2 separate regions of the Homo sapiens genome follow, and region 1 is linked to region 2. Evidence: read pairs that join two places in POLR2A ChIA-PET (ENCODE). Cell type or tissue: PC-9. All regions are shown on one strand. Links, peaks and the distances in the headings refer to the core of each region. The heading gives the core; the rest is flanking DNA.

Evidence for each region. ChIA-PET counts read pairs that join two places held together with the same protein. Peaks named below come from ENCODE experiments on the same cell type or tissue, not always from the same donor. Only the 100,000 strongest peaks of a DNase experiment are listed, where the experiment ranks them.
Region 1: POLR2A ChIA-PET joins it to region 2 with 19 read pairs; 2 of 35 experiments call an interaction of 5 or more read pairs at or near these places.

What each region holds. Positions count from the first base shown.
Region 1 is chr22:36,544,489-36,549,858 of GRCh38, reverse strand. No RefSeq gene overlaps it. Among named protein-coding and RNA genes, the nearest start is that of EIF3D, 18 kb to the right of the region's middle. RefSeq lists a silencer at 5,163-5,370. In PC-9, for the core only: CTCF peaks have their summits at 3,212 and 3,412 (motif pointing left); DNase peaks (open chromatin) are centred at 2,678 and 3,418; H3K4me3 peaks cover 557 bases; H3K27ac peaks cover 404 bases.
Region 2 is chr22:36,309,604-36,314,973 of GRCh38, reverse strand. MYH9 (myosin heavy chain 9) reads left to right here. Exons shown (of 41, transcript NM_002473.6): 13 at 656-829; 14 at 2,752-2,925. Among named protein-coding and RNA genes, the nearest start is that of MIR6819, 25 kb to the right of the region's middle. In PC-9, for the core only: no CTCF peak of the experiment used is centred there; a DNase peak (open chromatin) is centred at 3,083.

The DNA.
Region 1 (5,370 bases), core at 318-5,317, 230 kb before region 2:
TGAACCCAGGAGTTCAAGGTTGCAATGAGCTATGATCATGTCATTGCACTTCAGCCTGGGCAAGAGAGTAAGACCCTGTCTTAAAAAAAAAAAAAAAAAAAAAAAAAAGCCTCATGTTATTCCTATCTCACAGATGGGGACTCTGAGGCTCAGAGAGGTTAAGAAACCCAGAATCACACAGCCACACAGGGGCAGAGCTGGGGCTGTGCCTTTCCAGACCGCAGGCACACAGGATGGATGTTTCCCACATCTTCTTGGCCTCAGGTGAGTCTAGAAAGGACATAACTGGTCCCCTAATGCCCCGAGGGACTTGCTCGAGGTCACAAGAGCAAAGGGGTTGCCCAGATCGAGGCTCTTCCCCCACAGCTTGTTGCTTCCCTCCCTCTCCCCCACCCAAATAGCATTTCTCAGGGAAGAAAACCTGGGCTCCTTAGAAAAACAGCTGATTCTAGGAGTGGGGCAGGGAAAGAACGAGAGGAGGCGGGGACATTTTGTTCTTCCAGGAAGCCAGGAAGTGAACAGACTATGGGGACTGGGGCACAGACTTAGGATCCTCAATGCATCAAAAAGAATGGGAGGACACCAACTCATTATATATCAACTGGCTTCTAAAAGGGGAAGTGGGAACCGAGCAAAATAACATGTATTACATTGTATTACATATAACATGTAAAGTACACATATGCATGCATGTATAGGTGCCCATCCTGCCTGGGAGAGCTCTGCACACTGTGGACACTTGCTGAGATGCCGCCCTGAAAACCTCTGGGCAGGCATTCCAAGCCCCTAGCCCATCCCAGCCCGGCATCTCCCAAGCCTTTCCCTGCCTCTCCCTCTACAGTGAAGATCAACAGGGACGAGGGGCTTCCGTGTGGCGCTGACCCGCACAGATGCCTGGAGAGGAATTGGCTTGCCCAGAATCCCCACTGGGCACTGGGACCAGATCTCCCGGGCTCCTGAGCCCATGGCCTCCTTCCCAGCCCAGTCCACCCAGCTTCCTGGTTCGTGTGCATGGCCTGCTGAGCTGGAACTGCTCGAGAGTCAGCACGAGCCTTAGAGAGGCTGTCCCAAGCCAAGCCCGCAGGCTGCCTCTCTTCCTCTTACTGTGCCTTCTGCCCTGCCAAACGCCTGCCGGCTATGACAGCCCCGCAGCAGCCGCTCTCCCCTGCCTCGTCCCTGCTCTGTCTCTCACCAGGCCTCTGCAGTCCCCATTTCCTGTCCCCATCTGATCACCTCACCCCCAGTCCAGGCCCACACAGTCACACTTGTGCACACAGACCTCTTGATGTCCACGTCCCTACCCCCTGCCATCCTCATCCCACCCTCCAAGCCCGCCCACCCTTTGTCCAAACCAGCATTTAATGGTGACACTTGTCAGGCTCTCAGAAAAAGTCAAGATCTAAACCCACACTGGCTCTTCCCAAAGCCCATGTTTGTAGTTAACAGGCACTTGTCTTGTCTTGCTTTTTGTGCTTATGTCTATATAAAACACCTCTCACAAAACAAACAGGCAAAGTCTCTAGAAAATAAAAAACACAAGAAAGTGTAAGAGTAGTCACCTCTGGGGAGGGAGGGAGGCCAAGGTGGGCAGATCACGAGGTCAGGAGTTCAAGACCAGCCTGACCAACATGGTGAAACCCTGTCTCTGCTAAAAAATACAAAAAAATTAGCCAGACGTGGTGGCATGTGCCTGTAGTCCCAGCTACTCAGGAGGCTGAGACAGGAGAATCGCTTGAACCCAGGAGGCAGAGGTTGCAGTGAGCCAAGATCATCCCACTACACTCCAGCCTGGGCAACAGAGCGAGAATCCATCCCAAAAAAAAAAAAAAAGAAGAGCAACCTCACTTGGGACTTTTTGAGCCTTTTGAATTTTGTACCCCATCCGTGAAAAACCCATACACTTCAGCTTTAGTAAAGGTGACCATTAAAAAACAAAAAAGACAAGTCCTGACTCCACTAGTACCAGTTTTATGACCTTGGGAAAAACTTATGTCAGTATCCCAAGTCTCAGTTTACTCGTGTATAAAATGGGGATGATCACAGTACCTGCCTTATAAGACAGACAATAAACCAAGGCCCAAGAAGTGCTTAGCACCACGAAATAGTCAAGGCTCAGTAAACATGAGTGATGGGCCTCTCTTTGCCCACCTTCTCCATGGAACTCTGAGCTCCTAGCAGAGCTCCCAGCATGGTGATTCCCTGACAAATACAAGATGCAATTCACAGTCCTCAGAATAGCTTTCAAGGCCCTCCCTGCTGGTACCACTGTCTTTCCTACTGCATCTGTTACCCATCCTCAAACACATGACTGACGCCCTTTGACAGCTCCTGCCCGTACATACCCCACTGCCCCTGATGCTTTCCTTCCCCCAGTCCTCATGCACCTTTCTTTGTCTGGTTATCTGCAAATTCATTTCATCCTTCAAATCCTGCAAAACATCTCCCCCTCTTGTAGCCTTCACACTGTGCCACTAGACTTGGTTACCCCGTGGCACTCAGTACAGACTTCTGGGCAACTCAAACCAAACCGCATTGCTAGCTCTTTGCCCTCCATCTCCTCCACTGCTCTGGAAGCTCCAGGGGGACAGAGGCTGTGTTTGCATACCTGCATTCTTAATGCTTAGCATGTAACAGGCACTCAGAAAACGTTTGTTGAATGAATGAATGAATCATCCTGACCACTCAGCTACTTGGTGCCTTCAGGAGCTGAATTACGGTGAGTCATTCATGTCCTGCAAATGCTACACGGTGAAGGCAGTGACCTCCTCTCTTTGCAGTCTCCAGCCCAGAAGCCACCTCTCTCAGCCTGCACACCCTCAGAGAGCCTTCCAGGAGCTGTTCGGCATTGCAGCCTACAGGGAATCCCCCTGCCTCTCCTCTCCCTGCCACAGAGGTCTGTGGAAGCCCTCAATCAGAAGCCGTGCTAGGAGTGGGGATGGAAAGACAAATAAGATACAATCCCGGCCCTCACTGATGAATAACAACCTGGAGGAGATAGATGCCTGGGTCTGCCTCATTCCATCCACCACCTATAATTCATCAAATGCCTACCATGTGCCTCTCTCCCCCGTGCCTTTACATAAGTTCTGTCACCCTCCGTGCCTCAGTTTCCTCCTCAAGTGGGACAGAAAGACCCACCCGATCTAACGCATCAGGACTGCTTGGCAGATAGAACCAGATAATCCACGTAAATTGCTCGATAAACTATGAAGCCCTGTACCGATGTTATTACGGCTATTATTAATATAGCTAAACATAACAGTATTGAATAACTGAAGCCCTCCCCGGAGCAATCACAGTCACTTGCACATAGTAGGTGTTTAATTGATCTTTGATGCGTTGAAATGCAGTCCGGGGGGCGGGGGGTGAGGGGTGGGTTGGGCCTGATTTTTCATGCGTTGTGGAGCAGCGCCATCATGTGCCCACACTGAAGAACACACAGACCTTCTGGCAGAGTGCTTTGACGGACCCAACGGGGAGGGGCTGCTGAGGTCCCTTTAGGACAAATACAAGGAAAAGTCCGTTTGACGCCACGGAGAAAGGAGAAGTTTCTTCGCCCCTAGAGGTGGTACAGGCTCAGAGCATAAACAGAGGCAAAAAGGGTTTGAAACAGCATTGTGGATTATTTCTATCAAGGAGTTTTTGGGAGATATGAAGCACCCAGGGAACAACCCAACCACGTGGTCAAAGCCTGGTCTTGTCTCGTCCGGTCTGACCCTGTGGAAGGTGCTGTTTAATCTTCATCTCAGAAGACTTGAGATCAGGTGTGGTGGCTCACGCCTGTAATCCTAGCACTTTGAGAGGCCGAGGCGGGTGGATCACTTGAGGTGAGGGGTTCAAGACCAGCCTAGCCAACATGGTGAAACCCCTTCTCTACTAAAAATACAAAAATTAGCAGGAAATCGCTTGAACCCGGGAGGCGGAGGTTGCAGTGAGCCAAGACCATGCCACTACACTCTAGCCTGGGCAACAGAGCCGGACTCCATCTTAAAAAAAAAGAACAAGAAGTGAACTTGGCTCTGCCACTCTGCCATACTCAAGCTGTGTGACCTTGAGTAGACGGTTGCCTTCTCTGAGCTCCAGTTGTCTCATCTGTGCAATGAGGTCATGATCCCTGCACCGGCCACCTCAAAGAGTCATTGCGAAGATCAAATGGCGTAAGAGAAGCATAAGTTCAGAAATGGTCAAGTGTTATACAAACACGATGGGTGGCAATCATTCTAATTTCCAATCACAGTAATAACGGGCATTGACTGAGCTCTACACTGTGCTAAACCCTTTCACACATAATCTCACTTAATTCCCACTAAACCTTACCAAATGTGTACTCTTAAGAGGCCCATTTTGTAGATGAGGACATTGGAGTTTAGAGGAATTTGAAATCTTGTCCAACCAAAGTCACACTCAACTAATAAGGAGAAAAGTCAGGATTTGAACTCAGGACAGTGGGACCTCCTCAAAGTAGGAGAGTCTCAATAGTTCCAGCCACAGACATGGGATTTAAGGGGAGCCCCAGATAGGCAGGTAGATGCCTTGAAGAAAACAAAAGAATTATTGACATTTCTTTTGCCCAGGAAATTCTGCTTCCTTCCCAACTCTACCCTAGTACTCGCTGTGACCTTGGAGCCTCCCAGGAGAGGGGAACCCTTGGGCTCTGCATCCAGGGCCCAGTTCACACCCAAAGTCAGAGAATCCCAAAGCATTCCCTTCCAGGGTCCAAGCCTGACCAAAGGCCATGCGTGCTCCTTTAAGGGACTGGCAAGGGCAAAGTGGGGGATGGATCCCCTTCAAGGTCACTGTTAAACAGATGGTAACAAAATCTCTTGGGAGAAGGTGGCTACTTGTCAACAGTCATAATGACCCTCAGGTATCTAGAGTCCTCTTGAGCTAATGAGATGTCTGAGATTGCCTCCTGTCCACTTTCCCAACGTTTGGCCCTCAGAACACTCCTTTGAGGTCAGAATCCTTAGCTCTACCTTACAGATGAGGAAACTGAGGTTCAAGGAAAGGAAGTGACTCATCTGAGGTCATACTGCAAGTAAATGGCAGAGACAGGACTCAAGTCTAAGATTCCAGAGTACAAATCCTCCTAACTCCCGAGGAATCCAGAGACAGGGGAGGTAGAGTGGCCCAGAACTGTTTCTGGTTGACAGCTCTGGTTCTAGGGAAAGTAGTCCAAAAAGGTTTCTGGTTGGTAATCCTAGTTCTAGCCCCACTTCTGCCATCAGCAGGCTGTGTGACCCGAGATAAGTCACTGGGCCTCAGTCGCTTTATGCCAGAGATTCCTCGTGAGCTCTGACTTTGCGTCCTTTATTCATGTCCTTGAGCCATAAAGATGAGGGTGTTCAGCAGCATCTGCAGGTTTTATAG
Region 2 (5,370 bases), core at 118-5,117:
CATCTCTTCAATAAAAAAATAGAAGGGCCTGGTGCAGTGGCTCACACCTGTAGTCCCAGCACTTCGAGAGGTTGAGGCAGAAGAATTGCTTGAGCTCAGGGGTTCAAGACCAGCCTGAGCAGCATGGTGAAACCCCATTTCTACAAAAAATACCAATATTAGCCATGTACCATAGTGTGTGCCTGGGGTCCCAGCTACTAGGGAGGCTAAGCTGGGAGGATCACTTGAGCCCAGGAAGCGGAGGCTGCAGTGAGCTGAGATTGCGCCATTGTACTCCAGCCTGGGTGACAGAATGAGACTCTGTCTCAAAAAATAAAAAATAAAAAAAAAAAACAATGTATTACTCGATCACAATATTTTGATGATTATATTTCAAAATAACTACTTTCTTTGTAATCTATTGGATGCAATTTAAAGCACTATTCTGAAAAGGCTTTACCAGACTGCCCGCGGTCACTGGCTCCAAAGAGTAAATGTTGCCCACTGCTGGGTGGATAAAGGGAAGGCCAGGAGCATCCGGGCTCTAAAGGCAGCGGCATGGAGGTGCCCAAGGAGGCCCTTCCTGTATCCCTGCCCCACCCTCCTTCTCAAGGGGTGTCTGGGCCTCTTTAGTGCAGGGTTGGCGTCTCTCTGACATTGTTTTCTCTCCTTGCAGCTGAACTCGTTTGAGCAGCTGTGCATCAATTACACCAATGAGAAGCTGCAGCAGCTCTTCAACCACACCATGTTCATCCTGGAGCAGGAGGAGTACCAGCGCGAGGGCATCGAGTGGAACTTCATCGACTTTGGCCTCGACCTGCAGCCCTGCATCGACCTCATTGAGAAGCCAGTGAGTACCAGGCTTGCTTTGACCTCACACCTGCCTCTGGCTTTTCCCTTCCGGGGCACCCGCTCCTCACCTCAGCTCTGTGTTGGTTGTGGAGGTGTCTTAACTCCCCTTCCTTTTGGTGCCACCCGGAGGATGAAGCCCCAAGGCTGAGATCCAGTGCCTGGGAGGCCTGGGTGGGTGCCTCCATTAGAGGAGATGCTCTGGGCTGCAGCTGTGGGCTGGGCTTTTCCCAGCTGCCGGACCAGGTGCATATGTGGCGGGGGCCCTAGCATCCTGTTTTCAGTCCCAGAAGACCACCCAGCATCCTCCTGAAGGCTGGGCTCGATAAGCATTTCTTTGTCTTAAAGAAACAGCCATGCATGGATGTAGTAAGGCCCTATCGCGGGCTGCTTTCACTGTAGCATGGAACAGTGCAGACCCTGGGCATTGAGTGCTCTGCCCAGGTGTACACGTACCAAAGCTCAGCTCATCCCCCCCATAAAACCAGCAAGCAGCAGTGCTTTTATCGCCAGCATTAGCTGTGTGAAGATGGAAAAGAGGAACCCTTTCCAATGAGTTCATACTTAAACCTCTTGCCAGGTAGAGGTTGGGTCGCCTGTTTGTGTTTTAGGCTTGTTGAGGGTATGATCTGTAATGAAGCCTGAGCTGTTCCTGTGTCTGGGTTTTCTTCTTTTTTTTTTTTTTTTTTTTTTTGAGACGGAGTCTCGCTCTGTCGCCCAGGCTGGAGTGCAGTGGCCTGATCTTGGCTCACTGCAAGCTCCGCCTTCCGGGTTCATGCCATTCTCCTGCCTCAGCCTCCTGAGTAGCTGGGACTACAGGCGCCCGCCACCACGCCCAGCTAATTTTTTTGTATTTTTAGTGGAGGCGGAGTTTCACCGTGGTCTCAATCTCCTGACCTCATGATTTGCCCTCCTCGGCCTCCCAAAGTACTGGGATTACAGGTGTGAGCCACCGCGCCTGGCCTGTCTCTGGGTTTTCTTTTGATTATGGTTAATTGATCAGAAGGCCTAGGACAAAGTTTTTTCAGTTTGAAAAAAATTTCCTTTTTTTTTTTGAGACAGATTTTTGTTCTTGTCGCCCAGGCTGGAGTGCAATGGCGTGCTCTCGGCTCACTGCAACCTTTGCCTCCCTGTTTGAAGCGATTCTCCTGCCTCAGCCTCCTGAGTGGCTGGGATTACAGGCTTATTTTTGTATTATTAGTAGAGACGGAGTTTCACCACGTTGGCCAGGCTGGTCTCGAGCTCCTGACCTTAGGTGATCCGCCCGCCTCGGCCTCCCAAAGTGCTGGGATTACAGGCGTGAGCCACCGCGCCTGGCCAAAAATTTACTTTTGTAATGAGCTTTTTTCTTTAATCAGTTGAATTTTCCAACTAATAGGAACCCACTGGGCTTCAAGTTTTGTCAGCCTCTCTGCAGTGTCCAAACCTGCTTTCTTGTCTTGTAAACTCAGTGTGCAGAAGGCTGCTGGGTCCCTGGGACTATCTTCCTCAAGGGGCTCCTCCTACATATCCCATCTCATCATAGACATGCAGACGCAAAGCATGTGGGTTGGCATCTCCCGTGGCAGGATCACAGGGTACTTGTTGAGGGCAGCCTCCTGGGCAGACCCCAGTGCACTGTGAAGTCAGACTCTGGCCCCGCGGGTCAGCGGATGTGCACTTTTCATCAGACCCACTGAGGGTTTCACTAATGCTGGAGAACCACCGCGATGGATCCTTGGGTAAAGGTGTCAGCCGCAGCCTGGGCCCCAGAGGTTTCTTTAGAAGCTAGAAATCTTCAACAGTGCTTTGCTTCTCCTGGGGAGTGTGTCGCCCACCGTCTGTGGGATTCAGGGGATTCTGATGTCCGGGCTTTGGCTTCTTGAAGGGTGGGGTGCCCCTCCCAGGGTGCACTCACCTGTGCTGATGCTGCGCTTCCTCCAGGCAGGCCCCCCGGGCATTCTGGCCCTGCTGGACGAGGAGTGCTGGTTCCCCAAAGCCACCGACAAGAGCTTCGTGGAGAAGGTGATGCAGGAGCAGGGCACCCACCCCAAGTTCCAGAAGCCCAAGCAGCTGAAGGACAAAGCTGATTTCTGCATTATCCACTATGCCGGCAAGGTGAGGAGCGCTCACGGGGAGGTGCTGGCCAGATCTTCACAGGAGAGGTGGAGTCGAGGCTCTCTAGGACCAGGAGCCGGGCAGCTGCTGGGGACGCAGGGGTGTGACCTGAGTACGGTTCTTGCACAATGACTCACCCAGTAATGTGGCCGGTGACAGCATCATCATTTACACAGCTTACAGAGCCCCTTCACCTGCTCCATGCTGTTAGAAGCCTGCGGCACTCCACCGCGGTGCCCAGGCTGGTTGTCATCATGCATTATCGTTGGGCCTGTCTGCCAGGTGCAGAGCTTTGGCTAAAGGCATGTGCTCAGAGTTTGAATAGAGCTCTGCCACTCATAAGCTGTTTGACTTCGGGTCAGTTACTTAACCTCTCTGATCCTTGGTTTCCTCATCTGGAAAATGAGAATGACCACCCACCATACAGGATTATGTGGATTAAACAAGCTCTTGAGGCCCAACATGTGGCATGAATCAGTGCTCCGGGGCAGGGCTCCTCAACCTCGGCATTCCTGGTATTGCGGGCTGGGTCATTCTTTGTTGTGGGACCCTCCTGTGCATGCTAGGATGTTTACCAGCATCCCTGGCTGCTACCCACTAGAGTTAGGAGCACCGTCCTTAGTTGTGACAACCCAAAATGTCTCCAGACATCGCCAAACATGTCCTAGTTTCGGGGGGGGAGGTGCGGGGAATTGCCACTGCTGTGGGTGACAGCTGCTGTTGCCAAGTCTGCCACAGTCAGTCAGTGGTGGACCTGCCCTCAACACTTACCTAGCAGACATCTTCCCAGTCTGCATGTGACTGGGGCTTAGACCCAACTTAGTCCATAGAGGTGCATGCTTAGACAAAAGCTGGTTTTTCTCAGCATATCGTGTGCTTCCTGCACAAAGACCCTAACAGTTAATTGCTGTGATTAGGCAGGGGCTGCGCCATCTCCTTGTTGGTGGTGACTAGTTGGTGATGACTGGCGAGGAGATGTGGGAGCTTTCACAGGTCTGTTCCCAAGCCACAAGGAGTCCAGGCCCGGTTCTAGCACACCTGTGCCGGCCTCTTCTATTTAGCTTGGCTGGTTCCTGGGGCTGCGGAAGCAACTGTCTTAAACTACCCATGAAAAAAATAATAAAGCCAAAAAAGCGATTTACACCATTAACCAAGGAATGTTTCCCGAGCCTCCTTTCTCCACTCTCACCTTTGGGAAACGCACACGCTCATCAGTGCAGAAGCTTCCAGGAAGGCTTTTGCTGTGGGATTATTTGTAATGCTGAATAATTAGGAATACCCTAAAGCCCACCAAGGGGCCTGCACGATGGCATCAACTGTGGTGCGTCTTTCCGTGGGCTGTGCTGTGGCCGCTAAAAGGACAAGGATGTTGGCCTGGGTGGGAGGGTCTGAGCCTGGGGAAAGGAAACTGGCATCACCTACCTCATGATAAACAGCAACATGCATTCGCCTGCATGCTGAGGGGAGCACCCCTGGGATGCAGCAGCGTGCATTCGCTTGCATACTGAGGGGAGCACCTCTGGGCTGCAGTTTGTGTTGGGAAGAGGGAGGCCTAGGTCCCTGATGCTCTCTGGGTATTGTTCTGGGACCTTTTGCAATGAAGATGTCATGCTGTATTACTTGTTCTGTTAAGTATATATTTTAGCAGAGCACAGGGGCTCATGCCTGTAATCCCAACACTTGGGGAGGCCAAGGCAAGAAGACAGTTTGAGCCCAGACGTTTGAGACCAGCTTGGGCAACATAGTGAGACCCTATCTCTATCTTTTTTTTTTTTTTTTGAGACGGAGTCTTGTTCTGTTGCCCAGGCTAGAGTACAGTGGCACGATCTCGGCTCACTGCAACCTCCGTCTCCCAGGTTCAAGCGATCCTCCTGCCTCAGCCCCCCTAGGGGCTGAGATTACAGCCCTGTAGCTGGGATTACAGGCACGTGCCACCACGCCCGGCTAATTTTTGTATTTTTAATAGAGATGGGGTTTTGCCATGTTGGCCAGGCTGGTCTCGAACTCCTGACCTCAGGTGATCCACCCGCCTTGGCCTCCCAAAGTGCTGGGATTACAGGCATGAGCCACCGCACCCAGCCCCTATCTCTATTTAAAATGAGAAAAAAGGAATCTATTTCTGGGAGTCTCTCTGAACCCTCTAGTTTAGGAGGCTGCCCAATTAAAAAAATATATTTAAAAACAGAATATATTTCCAAAAAGATGAAACTGACACATACTCAGAGAAAATGTGAACATTCTAAAAAGACAAAGAAAAAACAAAAATTACTTGTCTTATGACTAAAAAGAAATAGTAACATTTTGTTGTCCTTCCAGGATTGTTTTTCTTTGTTCATATTACCTAAAAATTTTAAAAAAGCTGAAACCCAGCACGGTACTGTGTGGCCACCATGCCATGTCTAGAGCCAGGCTCCCGTTGTTGGCCATGCCTTGCTTTGAGGCTTT